7 separate regions of the Mus musculus genome follow, and all the other regions are linked to region 3. The links are chromatin loops, found by intact Hi-C in ENCODE. Cell type or tissue: heart. All regions are shown on one strand. Each heading gives the region's core, and the rest is flanking DNA. Links, peaks and the distances in the headings are about the cores only. Region 1 has its middle 18 kb from the start of n-TGccc3. Region 2 has its middle 9.8 kb from the start of n-TGccc3. Region 3 overlaps Bach2 (BTB and CNC homology, basic leucine zipper transcription factor 2). Region 4 has its middle 29 kb from the start of Bach2. Region 5 has its middle 79 kb from the start of Bach2. Region 6 overlaps Bach2 (BTB and CNC homology, basic leucine zipper transcription factor 2). Region 7 has its middle 73 kb from the start of n-TGccc3.

Evidence for each region. A loop is a pair of places that touch in the nucleus more often than their neighbours do. Peaks named below come from ENCODE experiments on the same cell type or tissue, not always from the same donor. Only the 100,000 strongest peaks of a DNase experiment are listed, where the experiment ranks them.
Region 1: it touches region 3 in a loop (3-fold over the local background); 17 of 42 quality-filtered maps call a loop at or near these places.
Region 2: a loop joins it to region 3, with 5 times the contacts of the local background. A loop is called at or near these places in 17 of 42 quality-filtered maps.
Region 4: it touches region 3 in a loop (2.0-fold over the local background); 4 of 42 quality-filtered maps call a loop at or near these places.
Region 5: it touches region 3 in a loop (5-fold over the local background); 2 of 42 quality-filtered maps call a loop at or near these places.
Region 6: a loop joins it to region 3, with 2.0 times the contacts of the local background. A loop is called at or near these places in 6 of 42 quality-filtered maps.
Region 7: it touches region 3 in a loop (2.4-fold over the local background); 7 of 42 quality-filtered maps call a loop at or near these places.

The regions. Positions count from the first base shown.
Region 1 is chr4:32,246,410-32,250,728 of GRCm38, reverse strand. It overlaps a transcript of Bach2 not described here. Among named protein-coding and RNA genes, the nearest start is that of n-TGccc3, 18 kb to the right of the region's middle. In heart, for the core only: a CTCF peak has its summit at 2,258 (motif pointing right); DNase peaks (open chromatin) are centred at 338, 768 and 2,268; H3K4me3 peaks cover 1,177 bases; H3K27ac peaks cover 2,699 bases.
Region 2 is chr4:32,237,905-32,242,223 of GRCm38, reverse strand. It overlaps a transcript of Bach2 not described here. Among named protein-coding and RNA genes, the nearest start is that of n-TGccc3, 9.8 kb to the right of the region's middle. In heart, for the core only: CTCF peaks have their summits at 2,280 and 3,585; DNase peaks (open chromatin) are centred at 2,243, 2,733, 3,203 and 3,593; H3K4me3 peaks cover 2,798 bases; H3K27ac peaks cover 3,037 bases.
Region 3 is chr4:32,535,962-32,540,280 of GRCm38, reverse strand. All of the region lies in intron 2 of Bach2 (BTB and CNC homology, basic leucine zipper transcription factor 2), which reads right to left. Among named protein-coding and RNA genes, the nearest start is that of Bach2os, 34 kb to the left of the region's middle. In heart, for the core only: CTCF peaks have their summits at 2,017 (motif pointing right) and 3,036; a DNase peak (open chromatin) is centred at 2,010; H3K27ac peaks cover 2,288 bases.
Region 4 is chr4:32,386,008-32,390,326 of GRCm38, reverse strand. It overlaps a transcript of Bach2 not described here. Among named protein-coding and RNA genes, the nearest start is that of Bach2, 29 kb to the left of the region's middle. In heart, for the core only: no CTCF peak of the experiment used is centred there; DNase peaks (open chromatin) are centred at 2,256, 3,226 and 3,806; H3K27ac peaks cover 3,180 bases.
Region 5 is chr4:32,335,830-32,340,148 of GRCm38, reverse strand. It overlaps a transcript of Bach2 not described here. Among named protein-coding and RNA genes, the nearest start is that of Bach2, 79 kb to the left of the region's middle. In heart, for the core only: no CTCF peak of the experiment used is centred there; DNase peaks (open chromatin) are centred at 2,368 and 3,268; H3K4me3 peaks cover 1,430 bases; H3K27ac peaks cover 3,454 bases.
Region 6 is chr4:32,430,229-32,434,547 of GRCm38, reverse strand. All of the region lies in intron 1 of Bach2 (BTB and CNC homology, basic leucine zipper transcription factor 2), which reads right to left. Among named protein-coding and RNA genes, the nearest start is that of Bach2, 15 kb to the right of the region's middle. In heart, for the core only: no CTCF peak of the experiment used is centred there; no DNase peak of the experiment used is centred there; H3K4me3 peaks cover 554 bases; H3K27ac peaks cover 943 bases.
Region 7 is chr4:32,301,230-32,305,548 of GRCm38, reverse strand. It overlaps a transcript of Bach2 not described here. Among named protein-coding and RNA genes, the nearest start is that of n-TGccc3, 73 kb to the right of the region's middle. RefSeq lists an enhancer at 139-3,646. In heart, for the core only: no CTCF peak of the experiment used is centred there; DNase peaks (open chromatin) are centred at 1,708 and 2,338; H3K4me3 peaks cover 1,645 bases; H3K27ac peaks cover 3,524 bases.

The sequences.
Region 1 (4,319 bases), core at 109-4,108, 290 kb after region 3:
TTTCTCTTTATTACTGGTCAGAGAGCCCTCCTTTCCTGGAGAAAGCTTCTCCAGGCTAGCAAGAGGCTCTGTCTCAGCCCCTGCTCAGCTTTCCCTGCGCCAGCTCAGCAGCTTTGCATCATCGTCTGGGAGTCTAGGATGATCTGATCAACTCCCGTCCACAAAAGGAAGTTTATGTAGCGACCTCAGAAAAAACAGCATTTCACACTTTCTGACGAAAAACCCAAACCGGAGCTATGTAAACAAAACAGGCAGAGGGAGTCAGCTAAGTCAGGTGACAGCATCTTCCTGACCCCAGGCTAGGCGCTTTGTTTTTGTTTTCACATCAATAGCCAGCAACAGATATAAACAAAGGCTGTGGTCACCAGGGGACGACTTCACTTGCTAGTCACACCCCCTTACTGGCCCTGCCTCCTGTTTCTGCTGCCCACAGAGGGAGAAATGGGCCAAGTGTCTGTAATGCCAAGGAAGTCCACTTCAAGTTTTAAAAAGTCCTTGAGGGGGTGCTAAGTCGTTAACAGCAGAATCTCTCCTTACCCATTTGTCTGGGTTTGAAGATTCCCAAAACAATAAAGTGAAAGCCAATTCTTCCAGAAATGAGGTTGTGCCCTATGCTGTCCCTGTAGAGGCAGACATGTGCCTGCTTTTCCTACCAGCCAGAGGCTGTGCTGGGGAGACAGAGGGAAGAAGAACCCAGCCAGTTCACAGTGATCACAGACCCAATGACAGCCGACCTCCCACCCTCCCCAGGCCATGCTGGTCCTAAGCACCGCAGGCAGAGCAGCCAAGGGAGCCCCACAGCCCCGGCACATGAGTCAGCAAGGGGACTGCTGACTGCGCAGCACTGTGGCATGTACAATGCAGGGTGCAACAAAACCGGGACACACAAGAATCTCTGCACGCATGCACGCGCACGCGCGTGCGCGCGCACACACACACACAGACACACACACACACACAGACACAGAGACACACACACAGATACAGAGACACAGACACACACACACAGACACACACACACACACACAGACACACACACACAGACACACACACACACAGACACACATACACAGACACACACACACACAGACACACACACACAGAGACACACACACACAGAGACACAGACACACACACACACCACCGCCGCCCACTTATTACTTTCCTCTGTTAGAACAAAACATGCAGATAATCTACACCCTGGCTCAAAAATAAGTAATGACCAGTAATAATCAGGAGTGGTAATAAAAAAATTTAAAAAAAAAACAACTCACTCTCCGTGTTTCAATGTGTGGAACAGCTGCATTCAAATCTCCTGAGCCAGTTAATTTTAACTGGCTTTAATTTTAACTAGATTTAACTGCTTTTCCTCTCCTCTGACAAATCAAAATAGCTGCCCTATCGACCACAAGAACCGGTAACCGAAGCACAGTTCCTGTTTTTCGGAAGAGACTTGCATTCAAAGCCACATAGGAGGTGTTTAACATATGTGGGAATTGAAGTGTTGAATGAGGGAGACTGAAACTCAGACACGAACTCAGGCCCCATTGGCGGCTTGTACAGGACCATCTCATGCCAGACTCTGACCCACGTGCCTTCAGTTCTGCTCTCTCATTTAACACAGAATCCCAAAGTCCACGTGGAAGGTCTGGAACTCAGAACGCATTTCCTCAAAGCCAAGTGCAATGTGCCCATCAGGGGGCATCTCAGGACAGACCACAGACCACTCCAGCTTAAAAGTGTGCACTGGAGGTTGTATAACTTACAAGTGGGAAATACTACTGCAACAACGGCTCCAAGAAGAATGAAGACAGCCCCCAGCCCCACCCCCAACCAACCGAGTCTGGGAAAATGTCTAATTAGCAGAGAATGAAGGACCAAGTCTACTACGAGACTTCCGCACAAAGGGAAAAGAAAAGTATTGATAGTTATTCTCAATTTTAGTCCCAGGAGGAAGAGGATGAAGGGAGGAGGAGAACAAAGAAGAGAAGAGAAGAGCTGGTGACTAGGGAGAAGAGGTTGAGGTAAGGAGGAGAGAGAGCAGGAAGAAGGGGGAGGAGAAGGACTCAGGAAGAGTTGAAAAAAGGAAGAGAAGGAAAGGGTTCTGAGAGCTGTGGAGTCGGGGAAGGGACGATGGAGGTATATTTACCCTCAGGAACTAGAGCGCACTCTCCACTGAACTACCCTTGGGCAGAAAAGCCTCTCCACACCCTATATCACGGATGAGAAAGACCGAGTCCAGCACAGTTCCAGAGGCTGGCACTAGATGGCGCCACCAACTCAACATAGCATGGTTGCTGGAGGGGTAGCAAGCAACTCTGACTTCATCCCCCAGGAGTTGTTTACCAGGCAAGGGCTTTATCTAAAACAAGCACTGCTCCCTTAACCAGTCAGCCTCTCTTCATGTCCAGAGAGCACCACTGTGCTAACAGAAGAGGTCAAACCAATTCTGAAATAATTTCCTCAGTCCATTTTTATCAATGAAACTGGGGGGAGGGGAGTGAAGAGGATGGTGGAAGAAGTTGGGTGCACGGCCTCCCCTCACCATAATATTCATGAATTCAAGGATAATTTCAGAGGATGTTTGCCATTAACTGACAAAAATCCCAAACCCTTGGCCACGTTGTTTCCCCCTTGAAGATGAGTTTAAATGTCACATGACACACCTGTGACAGGCAGAAGAATTCAAATCCAGCGTCTCACAGGTGAAGCTCCCAGAATAACAGATCGTGGCAAATCAGCCATGTTTTACATCTTCATTTTACTGTGGTTGTGTCCTCTGATCAGCCTGTCTCCACTTCCTGCCGGTGCTGAGCTCCTGACGAGACCCCCTCACTCACCATGGCACAGAGACCATCAGCTGATCACCACAGTGGAACATTCCAGGCTTCCTCTCTTGCATACTTCTTTGCCTGTCTCTCGCTCAAATGCTGACATCTCACCGAAGTAGTGCACTGGGTATGCTGAGCAACCAATTTCCTCCTAAAACGCTATTTATACAATCCCTTTCTGATACTGGCTTGAGGTCAGAAGGGCAGGAACTGGCTATCACACCAGGTGGCCAAAGGCAACAGAGTGTAACCTGGAAGTGGCTGCAAGAGGATTCTGGGAACTGATGGCAACATGCCTGCCTAGCTTCCTTACAATTCTGATAAGGACTGCTGTCCCCAACGCTCGTCATCCCATGGAATGTGTGCGAAGGAAGGGTTAATTTGAAATGTGTCTACATTTTCCTCTCACTGAATGGTAATAATATCTTTCACAGATAATTTCTCTTTTTTTCCCTTCAGTTTGACTCTTCAGGGTTTATTCATTTGCATAATATGGAATCTTGAACCCATATAGATATTCTACAAATCAATGTGAGTAATTCTCCCACTAAATCAGCAGCTTTAATTTAAGCTCATCATTGTTTGCATAGAAATCTTCATGCACTCATCTGCCTGATTTTTTTAATCACTTAAAACCTCCAACACTGACACACTAAGTATCTCCGCATTTAGCTATCTCCAAATTTTGAACTCATTGCTAAAAAGAAATGAGCCACAGTACATTCATACGCTCTATTATTTCCCAAACTGAGCCTTTCCCGTGCACTTAAGGTTCAGCCAGCCCCAAGAATGCCTCTTGACTGAAGTGTCAATTTGCTGTCCAGTCCAGGCAGAGTGGCGCTGAGTAAGCACACAGCCGTGACCCTCACAAACCCCAGGTAACTGGGACACTTGCCAAGCAGAGTCCTTCAAACCCATTCAGATCTCCAGCTCAAAGTTGCAACATGCTAATCTGGCAAGATAATCTCTTCCTGAAACTGCCTCGAATGGGGACAAAGGTCACTACTTTCTCTGTCACTGCTTGCTAACATTCCCAATTAGGAACGCTAATGGAATTGGTCGTGAATGCCATTCTTCCTCTAGTGTAGAGTGCTCCCAGGGTAGAGTGCTCCCAGGATTAGAGGAATCATTGCTTACAATTTTTATCCTCTTCTCTCACCAAAAAACCTCAAATAGCAAATTCTTCAGCCATCAAGAGGCCGGAGTGTGAAGAACAGAGTTAAAATCTGAGGATGGAGAAACAGGATCCATGTTCCACCTCTTTATCTTTGGCTCTCCTGTGTTATCACTTTTACTTTCAGATGCTTAAATGCTTACTAGGTCAGATCCGAGGAACACAGTTATTAGAAAGTGAATCACGAGGCTGCCTGGAGATACACATTCAATTCAGGTTCCCAGAGAAATTGTTTTTTTTTTTTTTTCAAGTTTGTCTTTTGGATAGATGTCAAGTCAAGAAAACAGCCAGTATTTCAGAGTGAGCTGCCTAAA
Region 2 (4,319 bases), core at 93-4,092, 300 kb after region 3:
AAGCAGGTGTGTGCTATCTGAGCAAGAGAGGGCAGAGCAGTGTGCAGATGCCCGGTCCTGGCCTCGGAGGCTGTTCTTCACTCCATCCCATGATCCTACATCCCGCCCCCCCCCCCCGTGCCCCCAGAGAATCAGCAAGGTGCTAATTTACCTAAGCACTGGCTCACTCATTCAACAGTCAGGCCAGCCTTTGAAGCAAACCAGAAACTAAGTCTCTGAAATCCGATGGAGGTTTAAAACCAAGAGCAGTGTCGCTTGAGAGACCAAGGGTCTCTTTCTTCCTTGTTAAGACTGGATCCATACCAGAGATGCTAAGCAAGAGCTAATCCAAGTGAAATCAAACTGCTCCCAGCAAAACTGATTGGCCTGGGCCCTTCTGTTGGCATCGAAGGAGGCTGCATCACAGATTCAGAGGAATAGAGTTCCCAGTCACTAATGAATTACTGCATCCCATTGGCTGGGCTGACCATGGGCACAGAAGTGCAGGGCTGGCTTGAGAGAGATTTGAACGTGAACCTGACCATCTGGCACCCTGTAACTCACTTTGATCACAAAATGAATTGCAACAAATTGAAGAGCACATGGCTCGAGTTAATTGTCTCATCTGTAATCTGAACCTACTTTTAAGCACTTATTATTACCCTCCATCAGGTGGAAACATTTCCTCCCATCACGGCAAAGTGCATTTTCCTGATGAACTGTAATGGATCATTAAATTCCATATCTGAATAACAATACTTTGCACTTATTCGGTGCCTTTCATCCTGGGATTTCAAGGCAGTTTGCAAATAATTAAGCCCCTCACACAGCAGCCAGAGGTGAGTGGCTGGAAGGGAATTGCCTGAAGATTCTGAGTCAAAGGGCATAATTCAATGGAAAGAGAATACACCGCAGCCTCCCAGGCAGCCTCCCAGACACCGGTAGCACTGAAAGTAAATTAGGGGCTATTTGATTCCCTCCGACTCTTTCTGCCTCACTCTTGCTCGGTGGCAGATTCTGACACACAACACACAAAGCACTAAGAACTACCTACCAGGGGTGCTTACAATCTAGCTAGGACACTTAGACATCATACACCTGAGGAGGAAAACAGATCTGTACGAACTGACATTCCAACCCCCTTGATAGTCAAAGAATTTATTCAAACATTTAGATTACCATGTGGCAAACCTGAAGCCCTTTAAAATACAAAATGTAAATATTAACCAAACTATTTTATGGTGGCAGATCTCGTTTCTGGACCCTACCCACCTTCATTTGAATGACTTTGGGTTTCAAACATAGCAATTAGTGCCAAAGTGGGTGATCAATAGTTTTAAAGTACAGAACAGGAGAAGCCATACAAAGTTTTGTGGTGATTATAAGCGCCTGGAAAACTGAATTACAATAGAGACACTGACAGAACGTTCACTGGAACAGTTTGGCTGCAACACTGTGAATTGGCAAGACTAATTCTAACAAGATGTCTTTTTTTTTTCCACCACGTTTATTACCTGCAAGAATGAAAAGGGCCGACCACTGGCAAGCTGTTAGAGGCTCAGGATGGGATGACCTCACATTTTAAGCAAGTCGCCCGCTGCCTTGCAGAAATAGCCATCTCTTCAAGAGGAGGGGCATAAGGCAGTTCAAGCTTAGCTTTTCTAGTCAGCCTGAGCTTTAGCGGCACAATTTCCTACATGATACATTTTAATGATCTGAGAAAACCGTTATCAGAGTTAACATCTCTAATTTTACTCTTAAACAGACAAAAGCAAAAAGAAAAAAGAAAAAAAAAGATCTCATTAGGCAGTATCTCCGCCAAGGTTCCCACTAGGCTAGGAAGCATTTTTATCTAAAGTAATTACCCTTTTTAGTTAAATACACTCAGCAGATGAAATTAACAGAGTGAGAGACTATGACACTAGACAGCGAAGGTGAAAATCCAGGAACGCGTCGCCTGGCCGCCCACAAGCCCGCTGCAAGTCGCAGTTGGGTCTCTGGGGTGGGACGCTCCAGCCCCTCTCGTTCCAGGAGGCAGCGACAGCAGTGGCTGGACCCGCGGAATGCGAGGAGCATCTTGTTGGGTCACACACAAAACCACCCGGACCACAGCCTGGCAGGAACTTCGCCCAAGTTGCCAAACTTGCATGAATACAAGAGGAGGCTGGGGAGATTCAATGTGCCCACGACCCCGGGGGCCTGGGATGTGCGGCTCTTCAGACACGCGCCGCCCTGCGGGCTTCCTCTAAGTTCCGCAAATCCTCGCCCAGCCCAGATGCTGAATCAAGTCCTCTCTCGCGGGCACCTGGGGTAGTCCATGAGCGCCGCCCGCCGCCCTCTCGGTGCCGCTCGCTCCTGAACACCCGGTGGGTGGGTGAACTGCGAGGGCCGCGGTGCGGGGAGGTGCAGCGAGTTGTCCCTTCCTTAAACTCGACTCTTGGGTGGAGCCCTGGGGATTGAGAGACTTGCACACAGGTGTGGATGTGTGTTCTAGGGCCTTGGGGAGAAGGCGGTTACAAGGTGTCCCCTCTTGGAAGCCCTGAGCTCCCCTGGGCACGTCTGCGCCCGAGGACCGGGGCTGCCTCTTTCTAGCGCCCGGCGCGGTCATCCGAGCCACCCTGCGGCGGCTGACAGCTGAGCGCACAGCCACAGAGCCGCAGGGCCACAGAGCCGCGGTCTTCGCGGAACGGCCGCGCGCGGGGGTGCGGTGGGCAGGGAGGGACCAGGCCACCCGGAATGGCCGGAGCGCGGGCTGGGGCCGGAGGCAGGGCCATGGGTCTGACAGCTGCTGCGGCTCCGGCGGCGCTGCTCTCCCCACCCGCCCTCCCGCCCCACGACTGACTTATTACCCTCGGCTCCTCCTCCCCCTGCTGTTCCAAAACACCCGGCGACGCGAGCAAAATACAATGCCGCCTCGCCCGCCGTAAACAGGCAGGCGGGAGAGCGCGCCCCGCCGCCGCGTCCTCCGCTCGGCTCCCACCCCTTTCCCGTTCCTAGAAAATGCCATAAGGCGGCCGTGGGCGGGGAGCGGCCGTTCGCCCTCCGGACTCGCTGCCCGCCGCGGCCCCACGCCGCCCGCTGCCCCGCTCGCCCGCTCCCCGTGCAAACTTGCCCCGCTGCGTCGCCTCGGCCCCGCGGCCCGGTCGGGCACTCACCTTCCCGGGAACTTTCGTCCCCCTGCGCCGGTCCTGCCCGCGTCTTCCCAGCCCGCAGCCCCCTCCCGGCCGCCGGCGTGGTGGGCGGTCCTGGGGTCACTGAGAGCAGGCGGAGGGGATGCGCATCACATGGCAGCTCGCTCGCTCGCAGCCCCCCGAGTCCGGGAAGGGGGAGGGGAGCGGCGCGCGCGGCGGGGGCGACGGGGGAGAGGGGGGACGCGGGCCGCGAGGGAGGGGCGGCGGGCGAAGCGGGGCGCAGGGGCGACCGCAGCCCGGTGCGCGGCCGCGGGGCTGGCTGCTGAGGCGGCGGCGGCGGGGCTGCTGGCTGCGCCGCGCGGCTCGCGCTCTCCCGGAACGCCCACACTCTCAATCGCTACATTGTTGACATTCGGCGCTGACGTCACCCGCTCCCCATTCACAATAACTTTACGGGAGCGGGGCAGCGCACCTCCCCGGCCGCTGGGGCGCGGTACGCCGGGTGACTGGCGTAAGCTTCTCGGCGAATGGCGCTCTCGGGGCTCCGGCTCCGGCTGGCGGGCGCGCGCTTCGCCGGCTGGCTCGGGGAGGGGGCGCGCCTCTCGCCGCCGCGGACGCCGGGCTCCAGGCTTTGTGCGGGCCGCGCGGCCCGAAGAGCCCTGTCTTCCCCGCCCGGATGACTTCCTAGCTCCGCCTCTCTTTGCCCGGGCCTTGAAAGTCAGGGCTTGTGGGGCTAGTGGGGTTGGGAGAGCTGCGAAGGCCAGTGTGGCACGTGGGGAGGTCGCCAGAGCCATGGGCACTTCATCAAAGGGAAAGCCGACCTGGAACCTGACATTCCGCGGCCGACTACAGCTTCCCTGAAGGAGCTGGACAAGATGAGCCATGAACCCTGGAAAGCTGAATCAGGCCCCCTTTTATGGGAAGTGGGCCTTGAGAAGAGCAGCTCCCTACCCAAGAAGAGTTCTTTAAAGGCCTACCCAATGGAGGGGGACCTCCAGCCACCAAGAGCTATATATTTCCCAGTCTAAAAGATCTTAGAGTTTCTTTCCATCTCCTTAACCTCAACTTCCACTGAGTTTCCACAGCTGTCACTTGCTTGCCCCTCTGAATGCTGTCAGGTTGCTGTTGCCCCTTTAAGCCACCATAGGCTTGGTGTCAGGTAGTTGAAAATTTAAAGAAAGTAATTAGGACTTAGGTTGAAGGTACATT
Region 3 (4,319 bases), core at 143-4,142:
ATGACTTCCAAAATTCCCTCAATCTCATCATTTTGGTACTTCTAGTTGTCTTCTCTAATCATGCTCAGCCTTGCTTTTGACTTCTAGCATTTACTGACGCTGTACTAAGTACTTAGGTGCACTTGGACCTGACCTCTCCAACAGCCCTACGACAATGGTACCTATGGAAACTGTGGAGGACAGAGTGGGGTGTCCATTGGCAGAGAATGAAGGAGCCAGGAGAAATCTCTATAAAGGAGGTGCCAATTCAATTGGTGCCTTCCTTTTTTGACCTGGGCAACAGACACTACTAGCAGACCACCATGTAAGAGCTGTTTTCCAGTGTTCTTTCATATCATGTGAATATTCCACAATCTCTCTCTAGATAATGAGTTCTTCAACTTAAAGTTTTGATGTGCCTCCTGCATGGACTATACTAGAAGTTTACTAAACATATGCACGGTGAAGACGATTCTGTAAATTTCAGAGGACGATAACATCAGCAAAAGGTCACATTTTCCTATCAAATCAAATACTACTCTACTGGACTGAAACCACTAGATCATAAAGAAATGCTCACTTTGTATTTTTTCTGCATGAATTCTGAATAAATTAGGTAACTTTTATAAATAAGATGTTACTAATTAACCAGCACAAAATATTACTTGAACATTCATTATTCTGGGTCATAACGTAAACTTGAAAGCAAAAAAAAAAAATTCTATCGTGGAGGAACTTAGACTGTGCAAACGGCACATGAAACAGGTGTCTCAATGTTCGCCCACACCATTGTTAAAGTTCCTGGGACAATAGATGAGAGGAAGAGCGTGAGTGTGTTCTCTAACATATTAAGCTGAAACAGAAGCAGGCTGCGTAATGAGAGGGCACAGAACTAACACAAATCAGTCACCGCTCTGCGCACACAGGGACCCTGACCTCAGTAAAGACACAAGAACAACCTCGTGGCTTTCTAGGAAAAGACCTTCCATAAACACCCGGAATGAGTGTCTTCCTTCTGTCTCGAAAGAGGCAACAGAACACAAAGGGCTTGGCACCTTGGGAAAGCCAGGCACTGCGCACGACACCACAGAGCAGAGCAGATGGGTGCTGAGATAGGACACACTCTGCCAGAGCTGCAGCTCAGAGGGCAGCAGCCTGCGAGCTCGTGGGAAAGTGAAGGCGCGGAGAGTGAACTCTGTAAACTGAACTGTCCTGTTCTCAGTCTGCTAAGTTGGAAAACTTTAGATTTGGTCAAGCCATCCTAGGTCAGCATGAGAAAGGAAAGGAAAGTAGGAAAGACGGTATGGTTAGCAGGCAAGATATTTTGGAAAGCAACACACGGTGAACTGGCAGGATTATGAAGCGCCTAAGAAGAAGCCATGTGATCAATAAAAAAGGGAGCAGGGTCAGCCTTCGGAAGACCAGTGATGTCCTGGCTCTCCTCATGAAGAGTGCGGGCTATAATGCTGTCCCTCCATCACCAGGGAAAGCCCTGTGTCCTGTCTCAGGCCCGTGTGCCTGAAAGGATGCACAACGTGGCCAGGCTCTGAAGAGCATTCACATTCCATCTTTGGGTGGGAAAGGTGCATAGTCCTGCTCCTCACCATGACATAGGCCAGCTGTTACAGGACTTTGTCTGGTGCATGTTAGGAGTAGACTATCAGAGGGGTTATTACTGCACTAGACTGGATAATGAGTAACCAGCATACATGGTTCTCTATGTCCTCAGGGAGACATTGTAAAAAGGGTAGTTATCTAGTGCTTTTTTGGGCAATGCCTCCCCCCCCCCCTTTTTTTTTTTCTGGGAAGCATTTCATCCCTTAGAAAGGATGCCAGGCTCATGTCTTCCCAGTGCCAGCACCGCCCCTCCTCACTCAGTCAGGCTGCACTGCAAATATGAAGAAAAGACTTTGTTGCTGGTTTCCCGTGGATCTTCTAATAAACCGTGCTGAGCTGGCTGGTGGCTTTGTTCAGCTGCTCAGACCCCCACCACCCAGTCGGTGCCAATTCTAAGAGCGTGCTCTTCTTGCTAAAGGCAGGCCAGGCCAGGAGAGGGAGCAAGAGAACACAAGATATTCCTATATCTGGGTCACAAGGAAAAGTCAGAGGGTGAGGTTGGAGAGGCAAACTGCCTCAAACAAACATGTAAAATTCAAACTGTGCTTTCCTGGGGGTGGGGAAGGGACTCTGAGCCTGTTGTTTGTCCATCACCTAGAGGATATTTTTTCTTAGCTGGTTACTGGAGGCTGGTTTTTAATGGTGACTGGATTGTACTGGAAGAGGATTTTATGAGTTGCCAACTTGACCAACAAGTAACCCCTTAAGACAGACAGACACTCTGTAGTTCTCCTGGCTCATTGTCACCACAAGGTACAGTGATTCTGGAGCGAAAGTGCCAAAGGAAGATATGTATGGATTAGGTTCATAGGCTGAGGTGTCACTCACCCAGGAAAGGCTATGTGTCCCCTACAGGGACAATGTGGGTGACAAATAACTTTACAAAGTAGAGTACAAATCACTTCCTTTAACAAATTCATTCCAGCCATCTTCTGTGGTTCCATTGTAGGGGTGGGGTGGGGCGGGGCAGTGTGTGTGTGTGTGTGTGTGTGTGTGTGTGTGTGTGTAGGGGCCGGGAGAGAGGGAGATATGCGCACATGTGCGTGCGCGCGCACACACACACACACACACACACACACACACACACACACACACCAAAAAAATGAAGAAAGAGTACCTCGCTAGTGAGGATCTGGACTAACGAGACAGGACAAGTCAGCAGATCTTACAAGCTAATAACAGGTAGGATGTAGTAAGAATAGAAAGCTGCTGGTGGAAGGGTATCTAACCCCGAGGGAGTGGTTCATAGGCTGCTGGAGCTGGCAGAAAGCAATGTGCAATGGCACAGGAGAGACTAGGGCACAGGGCTTGTGGGGCAGGACTCCGGCAGCAGGGGAGGAGGAACTATGACGCTGGAGAGGAGGGAGCAGACCCAAGACTGGAAAGGCCATTCTCAACCACAAAAGAGGTTGGCAGGCCATGGGGAGGCACTGCAGTGTGCCATGCAGGCGAGCATTAGGGAGATCACACTGACTGCATTTGGGGACCAGCCTAGGCAGGGACAAACCAGTTACGGAAGTCCAGGAGAGCTCCCACTGTGGTTGGAACACAGGCAGCACTGGAAGAACACAGGGAGGCCAGGAGGAGGAAGAGTTGGCAGTCGTAAGAACAACCTACCAGCCAGTTCAAGACCTTGGATGGCTAACGCAACTCCCCACTGCTCCTAGTTAACCAGAGTCACAACCTGGACACAGCACTTACGGAAATGAGTTCCAGCTGGAAACCATGTGGGCTATTTTTACCATGTAGTGGCTACAACAGGAAATATACAGAGATTCTCAAACAGCCAAGGCAGGCAGGTGATGGAAGACAGGGTGCAGTCCTGTAGCCTACAGATTTCTTGAAGGACCAGCCGTTAAGGTCAGTCACTCATTCTGTGCTCCAGGGACTGTCGGACACAGGAGCCGCACAAACAAATGAAGCAAAAGCTCCCATGGAACTCGAGGATCCCCCTCTTCCCTCTCTCAAAACTCCTGAGACAGGGTCTTACTGTTTAGCTCCGCTGCTGTGGGATGCTGGGTAAACCAGGCTGACCTCAGACTCAGGGAGACCCACTTGCTTCTGCCGCCCAGGTGATAAGATTAAAGCCATGTGTCATGAACCCGTTCTTAAACGAAAACATTATACAGATGAGCAGAATTTAGGCGAACTAGCACAGTGAGATGATATGTTGAAGGCAGCCATCGCCAGGGTTGAGAAGAAGGCAGGGGAGAGGCAGCTCTCCTGGGGCAGTCTGTGCCCCGGAAGCGTTTTCCACCAGCCGCTGTGTAGAATTTGACCTCCACACTGGGCTTTCTGTCTCATGCCTCCCTCTCCAAGGGAGGTGTACTGAATCCAGTAGGTCAGCCAGGGTGGTCTCCCATCTCAGGATGCTCTTGTCATAGCAGACCCCTAGCCATGTAGGGTGCCACCTGCATTGGCTTTAGGGACCAAGGACACAGGCAGCTCTGGGGTGTGTGTGGCCCTGCATAACACAATGATTACTGTCACATTCCTGAGGTGTCAGGTGTCTTTTGGGGGACCCTGACAGAAGTAGGTTTGTCTAAGTTTAGTTACCCAAAAAAGCAAGGTCTCCAGTAAGTGACCTGAATTGAAGAGAGGCATTTGTGGGTGAAATGAAAGAAACGTGGAGATGATTTATTCCAATTTCAGGTGTTTTCTCTTACCATTGTAAACTGCTCTTCAACTTCTTTTATTTTTTTTCTCACATCATTCCTTATATA
Region 4 (4,319 bases), core at 186-4,185, 150 kb after region 3:
GAGCAAGATTCCTAAGCATCTGTCTACACACAGGACCACAGTTTAATCCCAGGGGTCAATGTGATTTGGGGACCAGCAGTAAGAACACCAGGGAGCCTGGCAACAACAAACTGGACTCAGGTCCTCCTTCCTGCCCTGCACTATGCCTGAGCACTTGAGGAGACGCTGTCTCTAAAGACGCAAGCACTTCGTAGCCTGCCTTTAAGCATCTGTCCTTGGTGGTGAGTACAGACCACCAGCATTTGGGGGTTTGAGAAGCCAGGCCATGCACACGCATCTCATTTTGCATGGGGTTTCTCACACTTTTGCAGTTGCTAAAGCTTTCCCAATAATTTTAATCTGTGTGATTATGTGATACTTGAAAATAACAACTAATTGATTTTTTTCCACCTCAAATTCCCTATCAATGATCACAGAGCTGAATACCCCCTTTATACAGCTAGTGGCCACCTGTGTTTCTCTGTGAACTGATTTTTTTTTTGTTCTTTTTGCTTGTCGCCTGTCTAATGTTAATAGCTATAGGAGAAGCTGTATTAACTCGAGATTTAGAAATTCAGTTTAATCACAATGAAAAGACACGAAGATGGGGTGGGGGAGGGGAAGCAAGGAAAATTAAATGTTCCCCCCAAAAAAGGAGGATAATCAAAAGATTAGTTTGTGTGTTTATTTATAGACACTGGGTACAGCAATCCAGTGATTAGGCAAATTAATGCAGCTGTGTGGGATCGCGGCGCTGGGATCAGCCCCCACGTCCTTTTCAGATGATGCCACCTGTCATTTAAGTATTTTGCATTTGCCTTTTATGTTCCATACATTTCATGATGATTCTTACTTGAAAACACTCTCAGTTAACTCGTTGAGGGCTCTAACACGTTTCCACCTCTTTCTCTCTTCTACAGTCAGGAATGGAGTGAACCGAGCACAGCCCAGACTGAGAGGAGGATGGGACGTTTGCCTCAGAAGACCACTCCTCTCCACATGCCCATCTCTTAGGAAAGAGGAAAGGTCTACTCTTCCACTGCGTAGCAAACTGGATCCCTGCCAACATCGTTTGACAAAGTAAGAGCAAGATGTCGTGTGCTGGCTTGAGAGCAGGAGCCTGTGCAGCCAGTCCCTGCCCCTGCCTCGGGATGCACTCAGTCCTTACTGCCCTCAGAGAGCCCAATCCTGTCATGTCCCAGAGTCACAAGATCATATCTGGCACATATGACCCATGTCACCAGTGAGTGTTTGGGGTCTTCCCTGAGGGCTCCTGGAAATAAATGATGCTGAAGAAGACCCAATCCATTTACCCCCTGTGTCCCCTCGGGACCTATAGGTCTCCCCTGTTTCTGGAGTATGATGTGTGCCCAGTGAAAGCACTGTACCAGGTGAGGAGGCAGTCTCTAGCCTCTGCTGTGTGGTCTGTGAGCTACAAACAGGTTTAACATGTCTATAATGCACGTCAGGCAACTGAGGAAATGTAAAGCATGAAGAAAGGGACTTTAGGAACAAAACAGGAGGGTGACTGTATCCAGCAGGTTTAACATAAACACAGGAAACCCACGCCTCTGCAGCTGGGCCGGCTAACACACCTACCGTAGCTTCTAGACGGAGGATGGTATATTTAAGTTTTTTGTTTTTCTTTTTTGTAGATGTGAAAGGAACGGACAGCTCTGTACAGATCTCAAAATGAGGGTCAGAGTCACGGATGCTCATCACTGGCGTGTCGTAGAATGCTTTGGGAGCTGCTATGTGTCACAGAGCATGCTGGAGAGAAAGTGCTGGTCTGGTTTGGCTAGTCACCCCAATATCTAGATGGCAGACAGAGTAGAGAGAAAATGGAGATCCCTAAACAAACAGAAACACAGAGCTACCTATAGGTACACACAGAGCTCCATCAGGTGTTAAGTCAAGAGAGAGACTGTTTTAACTGTGTGGATGAAGCTCAGCAGAATACGCAAGGCTACTGCCACAAAATGTAAAAAACCCATAGGCTCTCTTTCAAATCAGTATTGGACACAGTATGTGTCTTTGTATCTTGCTCCATGTGGTGGCTCTCTAATCAATTAGGGACAAAAAAAAAAAAAACACCTCAAGGTGGCCCACAAGTTCTAGAGCCAATTCTCAAACAGCAAGAAGTGTCCAAATGCCCAGAGGCACAGGCCGACTCAGCTGCACACATTCCAAATCCTCCCATTTCTTGTGGTCAATAGAAGAAAGGAAACCGCCGAAAGATAAGCAACAGGAGTGGCGGTGACTTTCTGTTCCTTGTATTTCAGCCAGCTTCCTGTGTGTGTGTGTGTGTGTGTGTGTGTGTGTGTGTGTGTGTGTATGCGCCCGCTGCTCTGCCTCACTCCCCCCTCACGGGGGTGGGGGTGGGGGACAGCAAGCTGTTGACAACTCCTACTGTACAGAGTTGTTCATGCTGCAAAAGTGTTTACTGCTCACAAGTGACTCTCAAAATTAATTCACAGCAGCAACACCAGAGGAAAGCTTTGACAGACCGTCTTATGTGTTGACACAGTTATAAGTTGTTGGATTAAAAAAAGCAACACACTTTCCCTCTTTTCCAGCCCAGACCCACCCAAATTGCTCCAAATAGAGAGCAGGAACCATGTCTGATTTGCAAATACCATCCTGTAAGTGGCTGCTTCTGGCTCTGGGGTTTGTGGCTTCGGGCATCAGAAGGATGTGGCCCTCACTTCTGAGGTGGAAAAGACTAAAGTTTGTTCACCTCAGCCTCCTTCGGAGGTCAGGGAAGCCATTTTCCCTTCAACAGCTCTTCTCCCCTGGGCAAGCCTCAGGCAGCAGGTGGGAAAGAGGGATAGGGCTCGATGTTAAACCTCAGCAGACACAGGGCCACCACAACAGCCCCCACCCCACCCCTCCCCACACAATACACTTCCCTCTTCCTTTCAGAAACAGCAATCCACTCCTGGCAATGGCTTCAGGGAGTCTGGGGAGACGGGCTTTGCTTGCTCCGAAATAATTTACAGTAAAAATAAAATCAGAAAGAATGTGGTGTGATTTAACCAACTCAAGCTACTGAAGATAATTAGAGTAAAAGAAAGGGGCAGGGGGATGGCAACTTTGGCCTAACCGGGCCCTTGGCAAGGCTCAGCTGCTGGCTGTACTGTGGAGGTTCTGGGCTTCAACAGCTCCCACTACGCAGCATCCTCTCCAGGAAGGAGTCCAAAGGCCTCGGAAACTAAGATTTTTATTAAACACAGCGAGTGTGCTTCCCGGTCAGAAACTGCTAGTCCCTGCGCATCTCACTAGTGCAAGAACTTTCTCCAGTTGATCATGACTGCCAGTAGAGTGGATTGAGAGGCCATCCCAGGGGACACTGACCAGGCATTTCACTGGCCTCTCCTCCTTCCCAGACACGCCCCTTTTAGCCACGGTCCACAGGTACAGGAGGAGTTCTTCTGCCTGTACCTCTAGGCCTGCCTGAGTCTCAGCAATTACTTCTGCATTGGCCCGTGAGCTCCTGGAGAACGGAATGTGGCTTTAAACCTGCCCCATTTTTTATGGGGAATTTAGTTCTTTTTTTCTTACATATGAGCCTACCTTTCAAATTTATGGCCATTCTGAAAGGTAAACTAAAGTTTATAAAGTTTCCAGTCATATCCAGTGTGACTGGAAAACAGCATTTGTGGCACTGGCTCCTCTGCAGAGACAAGGGACTTCCAGGAAGAGGTCAATGGGAATGTCAAGGGCACACGCACAAGAGCCAGCTGCTTCGGCACGTAACTAAAAACCCCAATCTCATCACTGCTATGCCGGCCAAGCAAAGTGATCGCTCTCCACCCAGCATGGAAAGACAGCTTCCTCCCTCCCGCCAATGCGGTCATGCTAAGAGGACACTGCCCTTGCCCATGCTGTGCACAACCACATCCAGGCTTGTTTTGTTTGGATGACGGCACTAGCTAATGCGAAGTAAAGGGAGACACCCAGCAGTGGGAATCCGGCAGCAGAAAGAATGAATGCACAGAAGATGCGGATGATAAGAGAAATTACCTAAGTCTCAGACATACTACCTAGTCAACGAAAAGAACCATGCTTCTCTTCTGGGTAGCCTTGCTTCGTACGGCCAGCAAGAGAATGGTATGTGTGGTGTTATGTACATCAGCTGGACCCACTTTTCATCCATTTCCCCATCTAAGGCAGCATGCTATAGACTTGTCCAGGGCCCCTGAACAGAGTTTTCCAATCTGACAGAAGTATTAGATTACGTGTGCTTACATATCAGCCATACTTGCCCCTTTCCTCAAGTACCCATTGGGGTGCCCTTCGAGGTCTTCCTAACTTCTCTCTCTCTGGTTCTTCTGTGTCTT
Region 5 (4,319 bases), core at 209-4,208, 200 kb after region 3:
AGAGCATCCCTTCTTGTGTTCTACTGCGGAAGTGTTTGCATCATCTCACTGAGCTGCTCAGCTCTGGACCAACACCTTTCTTTTTCCTATCTTAAGTCAAGTAGAAAGGTGAATGTCTGGTGGACCCCTGCACACACAGCTTGCTTCCTCCTCTCTAACATGCACCTCTCTCATCTCTGCTTGGGAAGACCCTCTATATTCTTGAAGGCAAAGCTCAACGACAGCTTCTCTGTCAAGGCTTCCTTGCTTCTCCAAGTCCACCTGCCTCACCTTCAGTTTGATCACTCAGGATTCTTTCTCTTACCATGTCTTGTCTTTGGTTGGGGCTAAGATACTGACCACCCACTGGGCTCCTGGTTCCATGCACAAATGAGACTGAAATCGTGAAAGTGGTAAATTTAACTGTAAATTTAACTGTAGTTTTAAGATTCAGACACACACAATCTCAGAAGCCACCGTCTGAGAAGCCCCCGCCACTATATAACATGTACCTAACCCCGTACCAGGAAAGATGATACACATCACACGGGCGTCTTGTCTTCCCCGTAGCAGTAACCACACCCGAAGTACACATTCAGATGAACCTTCGTCTCCTGTTGCATTGTCCCATTATATTTTATTAAAGTGGGGCCTTGCTATGCAGCCCAAGCTGGCCTTGAACTTACGACCTTCCTAACCCCCCTCAGTGCTAGCATCCGATGTCCAAGCCCAGACGTTTACGTGAGATTATTTATAGAAAAATCGAATGGCTTAGGTTGACATTTATGTTTATAGCTATACAATTCTGTAATGTCACTCAGTGAACTTGGTGCCTCAACTCTGCGATCCCCAAAGTGGCTGACTATGAACCTAATAGGTTAAGCATGATCTGTGACGTTTCTGATAGTCCTAGTAACGTACAGATCCCTGATCCTCAAGCGTACACTCAACAGAAGAAGAAGTTTTAACAAAAATCGACTACTCTTGACAGAAACAGTGGACTCCGGGTCATTGCCCATCCTCACTGCCTGCAGGGAAAGCCTCACTGCATGCGGAAGGTGAGTCCAGACAGGGGCTGTATGATGGGCAACTCGGACAGACCACCCGATTACTGCTGGAGACCTGCTCTAGGGCTCTGGGAGCTGCCTGCAATCAAGGATGTTTGACTGAGTTCTGTTAACTGTCAAGATTTAATAGGCAGAGCTAGTTAATAAGGGCTGGCTGGATCTCTCACCAGCCCTTGCATCATGCCCGCAGCCAGCAGCCACATGCTTTATGGCGTCGCATGGGAGTTGCAATGGTGCTCATGAGAGACTAAACTCAGGGTGGTTTGAAGAGGAATGAGTAAGCATCCTCAGCCATGCATACAGGGCAGCTGAAGCCGTCTCTGTGTTTCTCAGACGCACGGTGAAGGCTGTCAATTTATTCCTCACCAGCATAGGCCGAGCCAATATCTCTTCCCTAAAGTTCTAAGCAGCTCGCACCATGTGTTACATGAAGCTGAGTGCCATGACTCACAGACACGGTATTCACAGTGAACAAGGTAATAGTTTAGAAAGTGCCGGCAGGATAGCCCGATTAACTCCTGCTTGGAGGGAACTCTGTAAATAGAAGAGATGTGCAGAACATTCTACCTTCCTTGATGCTCCTCTGTCCTAGCGTGCTATGGCCTTGCACGTGCAAATTCCCTCTTTAGATTCCCAGGTAAAGGGGCTGTTGTTTGTGCTTTGAAGAAAACAAGGCAGACTTTGGCAAGGAAACAGAATTCTAGCAAGGATGCTCAACCTCACCCAAGATTCCTATACAACCTGATTCTGCCATCCCGCCCTGTACCGCCCTTCACCTTCCCCATCACGCAGACGGGTCCAAGGACAGACGCAGCAGTAAGAGGAGCGTGTACCTGGGGGAGCACATGAACAGGTGAAGCTTTGTGAAGTGGAGGCTTTCTTTCTAACTGACCTCTGTTCAAGTCCTAGCCAAGGCACACCCACCCTTCAGGAGACCAGGGATGGTCTCTGTCATTCCGTGGAAGGAAGGCTGCTGAGGGTCTGCGAGATACAGAGCTGAACCTTGAAACGAGGTAAGGCTAAGGGGGTGGAGAGGATGGCAGCCTCTCTAAGCTGCTTTCGTATACTGCAGTTACTGGTTAGCCACTCATCTGTGTGTATGAACATAAGCAGGCAGGTGATTAGCCAGTGGCCATCTGTGGTTAGGGCCCTATACAGTGATTCCTGTGGAGACTGAAAGGGTTAAGCACCTGAGTCGTCACCAGAAGCTGAAAGTCCGGGTATGAATGGTATGCAGCTGGGCAGTTGTCCAAAGGCTCCGTATCAGGAAGACGGCGATAAACAAGTGTGTGTGTGCTCGGGGCCTGATAAGTCAATGGGGGCAGAGAAAGCGGTGCAGCCACCCAGCCTGAGGAAATATGCAGCGGGCTGGGCTTCCACTTTAGGTGAACAATAGCTCTGTATCGGAAGCAGGTCTGAGGGTTCGCACACCCTCAGGATGGTCTTTGACGTCCTGTACAGTAAATGACTGTTGCAGGGGACTGAAAGCTGGCCATCAACTCCAGCATATAAAACCATGAGAATGGGACTCTAAAATTCTCAACACAAAAACAGGCTATGAAGAAAGCACATGGGAAAATTACACATATAGGTCTCAATTGCATAAAATACATGAGTATATTTAAAAGGACACATTAAATGAGCTGAAAATTTTAACACCATAGAATTTTCTCTGGTGGTGAAATTATGTGATTTTTTTCTTTTATTACATTTATTTCACTTTCCTGTTTTTTTTTCTAAAGTAAATGCATACTACTTTGATGGCAAAGAAAAGAAGGAAGTTCTTTAAATAAATTAAAACAAAATCCCTGAATGAAGGGTTATCTGCTGATGGATTGATTACCTGGCATGAAGTAGGACCATTCATGTTTATAAACTATTACAATGCACTGGCCTTTATGTCTGCAAGCTTTAGTATCTTCTGCCGTGCAGTATAAACTTCCTGAAAGCAAAGACTGAAGATTCTGTGTACTGTTGGGCTCAATTTAAAAACTGCAGACAGGACATTACATTATGACAACTTCATCAATACACTCGGTTCTTTGTCACTCCGGTAACCAACTTTGAAAATTCCTGTGTGACGCAGCTTTCCCTCCACCCTTAAAATAACACTATAGTAATGGCTTTTCTTTTCTTTTTCTTTTTGGCAAAAAAATATCCTGAGAAATTGCTCCCCTGCTGTATTTAAAGCAGAAAGGAAGAGGGCTACCCCACCCACCTCCGTGCTGACACATTAGCTAACAGCTTTATTTATCACTGCACTCCTGGCTGCCCCAGCCCCTAGAATAGAAAGTAAAGTAGACACAAACTGAGCTCAGCTCCAGCATACATGTAGCTCTGGAGCTATAACCATCCAGGGCTTCCGTCTGCAGCCTTCTCCAGGTGCTCCAAGTCTTAGTGATCCTCCGAGAGAACATCTACTCTAACTTCTGAACTTACTCTCAAATATACTTTGCAGCTTTTGCTTGATTTTACCATAATGCTCATAAAAGGTTAGAAATTACTATTTAGAGGCAGTGTTCTTACTAGAAACTTAAGAGATAGCAAGAATGACAGAAATTAATAGTCCCTTGTAAGGTGTCACAAAACAGGCAGGAGGGCAAATGTGCAGTCCCAGTTTGCTCATTATGAAACATAGAAGCTAGATTTTTAGAGTCATGACCTAGCCAAGTTCTCTGTCCATTCCTACGGCAGTGGCTAATACCTGCTGCAGTGGCGACCTTATCAAGTGCTCTCACTTACAAGGTTCAAGGGTTAAGTGCTCAATGTACACGGTGTCTCTATTAGTACTTTAGGGAGGCTGGGTTAAGGGAACGTCTAGAGACTTTGGTGTTAGAGCTGGGATGGAGTTCTCAGATACACACTGTCCCCGTTAAGGACCAGCTGACTGAAGGGGCATGGGGTGGGCGTGGTTACTAAGTGTGAAATCAAAGCAATAGGTACAATTACATTGTTTTTAACTTGAGTCTGTTTCATACATATAGCTGGCCTTCCTCTACATTAAGAACATGGTCCTGTAAACAAACAAACAAACAAAAATCATTAATCCTTCTGGAGGGAAAAAAAAACACAATTGGAGGAGAGCTAAGGTCCCCTTAAATAACAGCTCAAGTCCGTGGTGAGCACCGCCGTCTGAAGGCTTGGGTGTGGCCACCTGAGAGACACAGAGAAACTTAAGAGGCAAATGTACCGACAATAGAGTCTGTCTGTGGAAAGCACCTTCTGTTCTGACAGGAAGAATCTGTCACAGTGAAAATAGATCGGGTCAACAGC
Region 6 (4,319 bases), core at 148-4,147, 110 kb after region 3:
TTGTTTGTTTGTTTTTGTTTTTGTTTTTCGAGACAGGATTTCTCTGTATAGCCCTGGCAGTCCTGGAACTCACTTTGTAGACCAGGCTAGCCTCGAACTCAGAAATATGCCTGCCTCTGCCTCCCGAGTGCTGGGATTAAAGGCGTGTGTCACCACACCTGGCTGTTCAAACTGAACTCCCAACATTTATGTTTACATCCACAGATTAGCGTTGCTCTAAGCCTTGTTCAGAGAAGCTTCTATTCACATGGGTGACAGTTAACGCAGGGACCCATCACTGGTCAATGTGCTGAGAACGAGTGATTGTTGAATGTTCAGCTAAGTGGGAGATGTGTATCAATCCCTCTGAAGCCCAGAGAATGCCAAGAAAGAGGAAGCAGAAAGAAAGTAAGAGTTGGAAGATGCCAAGAGTACTATAGGTGTTGTCTAGGGGACAGGACATGGCCATCGCACCTATGGACTCAAAGCAGCAGTGGCTGCCCTCGTAGAGCTGGGCCCACCAGTTAGTTCTCCATCATGGATCCGAGAGAGGCTCATAAGGCCTCGCCACTCTCAAAGGAGATGTAATAAGCTAAAGGATACAGAGAGATGGCAATCATATTCCTCTGTGAATGAGCCTGGCACACTGCTCTTGTGCAAGCAAATGACCTCACTCATGTTCACCTCTAATTAAATGCAGTGCGTCTTACACGCACACAAAAGCATGAAAGCAGGAGGGGGGCCTGAGGAGAAGAAGGGATTTGGTGATGGGAGAAGGCATTAAGAGAGGGTTAACTGGGGAGGGAGGGCAGTTGAGCAAAGAACACTATATACATGTATAAAATTATAAAAGAATAAATTTAAAGATGCTTCTTAGAGGAGATAACATTCAAAATAGGAGTCAGGCAGGTGGAGAGAGCACACAATCTTCCCAGGCAGATGGAAAGGGTTTGGCAAAGACGAGCGGGGATGAGAAAATATGGTGGCACTGCTTTTACTTGTTGGTTCGTTCTCTCGGTTCTCCTGGACTTAACTTTGGGATCTTCTTCTGTCGGGCATGGGCACGTTGCAGTCACTTCTGAGAGAAGTCTGCGCTGTGTGGAGCTGACAGTCCTGTGTAACTTTTACTTGTGCAATTGCACACTAAGTGACAAACGCTGGACCGGAGAGTGAGTGTCAGACCTACTCTGTGCTACCTGGATGCATGCCCACTGCAGTAAACGTCACCTTAGGCACTGGATGGTGGTGAAGAGGGATTCAGAGTCATAACCCAATGCTCTGTGGGGCTGGAGGTCCACTTTTATGGCGGTCCTGTCCCTCTATTCAGCTGGATCTGACATAGAGAAATTCAGGATTTTCCAAAAGTGGGTCAAAGGCAAAGCCATCTCAGGAGCGTTCCCCCCACCCCCCCAGCTTGGAGAACGTCAGGCTTGGAGCCTCCCCTTTGTGTTCTGAGAGCTGCACAATGGGATAAAGCATGTTCAGTCATTTCCCTGCGCCTGCCCCTTCTCCGCCTGCCCCTTCTCTGCCTGCCCCTCTGCAGTCAGTCAAGCCCACCTGTTATATGAAAGAGTGAACGTGTGTTCACTCTGCCTTTAAGCCTCTGACAGGTGAACAGAGAAAAACACCTCTTAGTGGAGGGAACAGAACTTTCGGTAAAGAACCCTAAACATCCCTCCAGAAAGTCCCAAACAGCCCTGAAAAGTGAGACTAAAACTACTAAAAGCTGACAGAGGGTAGCAAGCATTTCTTCCAACCCACATTTGTCCTTCTAAAAAAAGCCAACTAACTACTGAAAAAAAAATCCCCCAAATGTATGAAATCTAACATCATTATCATATTTCCTGTCCTCACGTAGCTTATAAAAATGTGTCTGAGCTTCTCCCTGGCTCCTTTACAAGGATGAGAAAGAATAAAAAGGAAGTGCCACAGATGGCGGGCGGGAGGGAGGGAGGGAGGGAGGGGGCACTTCCAAGCTCTCCGTAATTTGTCTCCGAGGTAATTTATCTTGCTTGGGTGAGATTTCGGATTTTCTCAGATGTGCCAGTGGCTGGTGCCTCATGAGCCATGCCCCCGAGGCGCTTTCAGGTGATGAGAAATGTTTACTGCTATTTCTGTTGTTTCTCAAAGAGATCACCTTGGCTTCTCTCCGACCCTCCCCAAAGTGACTCTGCAAGGATCTGATCTGATCCTGATTTAGAGCTGACAGGTGGTACATGCATAATTAAAGATGACCTAACACAGAATGCGCTCACTCCTGGCATATTATCAGACACTTAAGCAAAGCAATTATCAGGAGGCGATCCTTCCTGTCAACAGAGATAGAGATGAAACATTTCTTCAATTAGGAGGATTCTGCAATGGTGCTGTATACAGTGATCTGCAAACACATCAAATTGGCAATTTTAATAGTTTAATCCTACATTTATATCGTGACAGAACACCTCTGGCCAGTCAACATATGCACCGCGCCCTCCACCATCACGGAAAGTCATATATTCAACATCAAAACGGAAACAATTCCAGGGTTCTGCCAGAGATACTGGTGTGAGCTAACAAGGGTATATGTCTATATACCAAGCCTCCCTTAAAGGCTCAATGCAAAAACAAAACCAAAAAATATTAAATTAAATGAATCCAAACGAAACTAAATTCAAAGCAGGGCTCCTCTTTTCCCATGCTTCAACAGTGACAAGGTGTTCCGAGGATTATTATCAAGCCTCAGAGCCTCATTAGGAATCTAAGCAACCGAAGGGATCCCTTTTTTCATTTGGAAGAAATAAATATTATTCAAAGAATGAAGAGGGGTGGGCGAGCTGCTCAATATGGGGCCTGGTAGCAGCCCTAACAATGTGAGTTCAATCCCCATGACATACAGGAGAAGGACACAACTGACTCCTGCAAGTTGTCTTCTGACCTCGCTATACGTGTTCAGTGACATGTGCATGTGTGTGCACAACACACACACACACACACACACACACAAAATATAAAAAGAAAATTCAAAGAAAGAAGGCTTTTACCAAACAGATGGAGTTTCTACTTCAGGTAAGGAGGGGAGGGGGAGGGGACTGCAATTCAATGGAGCACTGTGATTTCTATAAATTACAGTGTGTATTTTATATAAAGGAACACACTTTAGCGTTCCTTAGGACAGAAACTGCTTGGATGCTATTGTGAGACAAGTGACTTTCCTCTCCTAAATGGCTGTCAAGAAGGTATTGAAACCCGTGCAGAAACTGCCTTCCCCGAGACAGAGGACTTCACAATGTCTGCAGTGCATAGTTCACCACATCTCACAAGAGGGCTTATTGTTTAAATGCTTTCGTCCTTAGGTCACCTCTGAACAATGACTTCACTGTCCTCTGGAACATGGCTATGGGCTCTGGTGGGGGACTCTGTTGTTTGCATTCTTTTTCTCATCTGCAGCAGTGGGAGCCCAGGAACACAGCAGTGCAAGGCAGCAGTGGTCAGCTGCCAACACTGGCGTGACAATGTGGGTAAGTTGCTGCCGTGGACAGGCTGACTTCTGACGATGAATCCAGGTCTGCAGCAAGCGCTGCTAATGCAGACTTCAGAGGACAGCTGAGGAGTAGGTGAGCCATCACGGCAACAGGACTCACTGCCTTGCAAGATGCGCCTGACTCAGAAGCCAGTCCATTCAGAATATGAGGGAAGAAAACACCAGGCGTCCTTGGGGAAAACAGAATCAGGTGGCAGGTAGAGGGATCGTTCCTTAATGGAGCTTCAGCAGGACAAAAAGCCCAGCCTCGTTATAGTTCTGGGAACTAAGAATAGCTTCTGAATGAGTGCTCGCAATCCTCCACAGACCCGTTCCTCCTTAGGAGAGCCCCCTGCTCCCTTTCCAATTTGGACGCAAGAAGAAGAAGGAGGAGGAGGAAGAGGAGGAGGAGGAGGAGGAGGAGGAGGAAGAAGAAGAAGAAGAAGAAGAAGAAGAACAACAACAACAACAACAACAACAACAACAACACTGGTAGGGCAGTTGGAACAAAGGAGGCTCTTCAGAATGGAGGGAGGCTCCAAACATTTTAGATGCTGTCAAAGCTCTTTCACCAGGGTTCAGCTCACAGGAGCTCAGAGCTGTAGTTCGGGTAGCAGGCTGTCATGGAGAAGCCAGGGGAAAAACGTCACGTAGTAACTTTGTAGTAAACACCAAGACACACATACAATTCCCCTACTGATGTTGTGGAGCACACAAGTGAAATGCGATGGAAACGGGGACATGCCAGTGCAGGCGAGGCTGACTTCCCACGGCTGATGAGTAAGCGCTCAGTGAGCTCAGGCTTCACATGGACACCGTGTGAAGCTTTTACGCAGAT
Region 7 (4,319 bases), core at 117-4,116, 230 kb after region 3:
GCGGAATCACCGGAGCAGCGTGAAGGGACGTGGAGGGGTGTGAGCGTCAGAGCGTCTGATCAGCAACACTGTGAGCGCTGTGCTTGTTCTAGTTGAAGCTGTTTCTGCATGCTGACTACTCCAGTTCACTGGTGACTAGCAACAGCAGGAATGTGAGAGCTCCGTTCCAGAATTACTGAAACCACCCAGGCAACTTAAATACATTTCCGTCTCAAAACATCGGCAAAATGTTCCAACTTTTAAAATGCTAACAAAATATGAGGAGCCATGGTGAAGTTGACCTACATTCTAGGGAGGCTGAGAAGGGGGCGGGGAAGGCTGCACTAGTGGAGTTCAGAATAAATGCAAGGTTGCGGGGATGCTGTCTATGAAGTCACTCCCTCGTCTCTCCATTTCCATTTCAGTGTCCATGTATTTCCTGATCTCTGCACTGTGTGCTTTCTTCCATTGGACGGATCGCACACTTAGATAACTTGGTCGTTTTTCTCTTAGGCAGACTTTCATTCTGCAAAACCGGGAGAATTCCTGCACTATTGTATATAAACTAATTCAAACTTTATGAATGAGCAGCGGGGACCGTTTCCACGGACTGTTTTAAAGGCCTGTGGTACCAAGAGTAAGCAAAACCGATCCATGAAGTTAATGCTGCTTCCCATAATGTAGAATCTGGTTCTTCTCACTGTCCAAATGCTAAAGGAGAAACTAGTGCCATGGTGGGGGTGCTGGCAGGGTGGGGGGAAACAATGCCTTCCTCAGCGTTTCAAAACCGTTCACATCAGCTTGAGCACGGAAGCCATAGGAAAAGCTCTGTTTTACCTACCGTAATTACGGTATACCTCACAGCAACTCTCCACATTATCCACTTTCCCCCCTCCACTCAACTTCTCTCAATGATCTCTGGAAACCATTAACCAAAAGTCCTGGTCCAATTTTCCTCTTCCCCCTCCTCTGTGTCCTCAGTCTTGCTGGCGTCCAGACAAAGCAAACTTGTATTACATCACAAAGCAAACTCATTTTTTTCTCTAAAGCAGCCCATTGGTCAGTTACCGCTACTGGAACCAACACTGTCACAGTGTGGTCTTTGTTACTGAGTGCTGCTTGTAAAAAATATATATATACATACATATAAGTTTCCCAGTACTGCTTTCCTCTGCTAAAAAGAGGAAGCGTCTAGCCGGGTTCCACCCATGCAGTAAACTAGACATTACCTTATATACAAGAGCCTCTATGGCATTCCTCGGGCACTGACTGCTGCAGAATTCCTGCACTAGGCTGCACGCTGCAGGCCACAAGCTTCCCTGGCTCACTCACCCTCCTTTCTGCTTTGGCTGCTCTACTCTATCTATCTATCTATCTATCTATCTATCTATCTATCTATCTATCTATCTATCTATCTATCTTTCTTTCTTTCTTTCTTTCTTTCTCTCTCTCTCTCTCTCTCTCTCTCTCTCTTTCTTTCTTTCTTTCTTTTTTTCTCTCCTTCCTTCTTTCTGTCTCATTTCCACTGCCTCACTGTGTTTTTGTGTAAATGCTCTCTCTCACATGACTCAACAAATCCATCTGCCCGAAGCAGGCCAAGTCTGGAGCCCTCCCAGGAGGGAGGAGAAGAATTGCTTTGTGGAAAGGACTTGGAGCGCTGCCCTTCCTCTGGCTCGAATTACCCGCCTGTCAGGCCTGACGGATCTGGCTAAAAATAAAAGGAAGCGGGCTGTGAAAAGCAGATGAATGGGCTCAGCAGCTCCTCAGATAACACAGACCTGCTGTTGCCCAGAGCTTCCCAAACAGAAACTTCAAATGTGCGACCTCTGAGTGCAGCTATGTGGCTTCCAGGTGATCATGCTGTCTGACCCACCAGAGTGGTGTCGCAGCCTGGATTTTGATTTTAGCACCCCCCCCAACCTCAGTGTGTGTGTGTGTGTGTGTGTGTGTGTGTGTGTGTGTGTGTGTGTGTGTGTTAGAAAGAAAGAGAAATAGGAAGAGAAGGGGAAATAAAGTCTCGTACAAAAAGGTTCTCAGAGCACAGCTGAATTCAGTGGAGTGATGGCTTCTCACGTTTTAAAACAATATTGTTTCCACTACAAAATTCTCCTCCACACCAGACATTTTCAGTCTCCCGATGATGTCACTCCTCCATTCAGAGCCAGCAAAGAGTTAACAGTCCTTCTTGTAAGTGTATGGCCAGCGCCTGCAGTGGGTATTAAGCACTTAGGTTTGCCATGTAATGACACACTGTAACAATCTGTAATATGAAACATCAGCAAAGCTCTGGCTCTGAGGCTCGCTCTCCCCACCATTAGCCATATGTTTGGCTCCTCAGATAGCCAAGCGGGTGTTCCAGCATGCCATCTGGTTTCTATCCACACAGGCAACTGCAAAGCAAGGGCTGTACCCCTCTGGAGCTGTGTGTTTCTTATCCCTGTCCTCCCCTTTCCCCCCTCCCAGCTCCTTGGTTCCCTTGCAAGAGAATTCTCTGCCATTCATCACATGCAAAGAAAATGTTACCTGACCTGGCAGCAGTGGAGCCATTAAGAATGCACAGCTGAACTGTAAACACGCCAGAGGGTCCTTTACAGAATCTCCTCAAGTCAGTCTCCCCCCCCCCACACACACACATTCTCTACTCCTTCCTCATCCCCTATGACTGCAGACACTTGATCCAGCATGTTAAAAATAGGTACATTCTTGATAGAACCAGAGTTTGCTGTGGTGCCCTTCACAGTCACTTCACATACTGACAGGAAGGCTTTAACTCACACATGTGTGAGTGCGCACTCGCTCGCACACACACACACACACACACAGGCAAACGCATGTTTGTCTCAACATTCAATTAGCTTGGTGTCAGTGTCACACAGGATGACACACCCCTGACTCACTTCAGGAATCAATCCCTCCTGCTCCTAGGTATTCGACTGCTATTGTTTAATTTTCTGATGGTTCTTTCCACTTCAAGACACGAAACAGGGAGACAGATGAGGCAGGCACTCTGGAACAGGAGCTCGCAGCCATTTTCAGGCAACTGATGACTGACCGAAGAATGCCTTCTTCCTTCTGCATTTTCCAGGGGTGAAAGCACACAGCAAAAATAATCTCCCTCCTCTTGCCTGAACCCCTGATGCCGGGATTACAAATGTGTTATGTGTGTTATGCTGGGTGATGTGGTGCTGCGGATCAAACCTAGGGCTTTGTTCATGCTAGATAAGTACTCTGCCAACATAGCTGCTTCCCCAGGCCTGCACTTTAACAGCATGCAGAAATGGTACATGCTGTTGGAACTGATAGGATTTTCCTAGAGCTTCGCCTTCACAGGATTTGAAGCACTCTATACTCTTTTAACTGCATATTGGGGTATCTGATATACATAAAAATTGTCTCCTTGTTTCTGTAGAAATTGCAATTCATTTTGCTGCATTAAGAGATCATTAATTAGGGATTAATATTTGCCACATCTTATTTAAAACGCTGGTTTCTTACATACGAAAAAACGAAAGAAAGACTATCATTAGAAAGTGACTCACCAGAATGTCAGATTGTCCCACATGGTAGACTGGAGAGGATCTGTCAGGGAGTTCTGTTTATTCAGTCTAACAAGGGTGCCAGGAAGGCCACTAACTATGCAAACTTCTTAAGCCCACTGCCTTTGTGGATCCATACTTTCGTAATCACAATATACGCTGCATTAGCTAACAGAGCCATTAAGATTCTGTTTTTGCAGGTTTTAGAGAATGATGCCAAAGAGAACTTGTAATTTAGAAAGCTTTAGGAAATAACCCAGATGATTAGCCCAAATATATATAAAATATATATTATAAGTAATATATATTATAGTACAACAGTATGCATATATTATTTTAATATGCTCTGTCTTAATATACAAATTATTAATGAGATATTTTACATTTTACACTGGCTCTTGAAATAATATGGACTGTTCACATATAGCATCTACCAATGTGCACTAGTCTTAATTCCAGGACTTTGGCTACCTGTGGATAGTGGTGACTGCTGGGCAGCAGAGATACAGATTTTATACACAGTATAGGTCAAAGGATGTACAGATGTTTTCTCATAAGCAATAGCACAAGATCCAAGTGTAGGAGAGGGAGGCTGAGTCTGGGAAATGGATTTAAGCTGCTTGCACAGTCAATGCCAAGAATGAGGAAAAGGTTATAGCTTAGGGCCAGGACAGGAAAAATAGGGTGGCCTGAAAGAGTCAACCAAAGGATATTTCTAGAAATAAATCAGGGGGAAAAAAGACTTGTCACTTAGAGAGATGAAAGAAAGGGAAATGTCCAATAGGGATGTGGTTATTTGTTGTT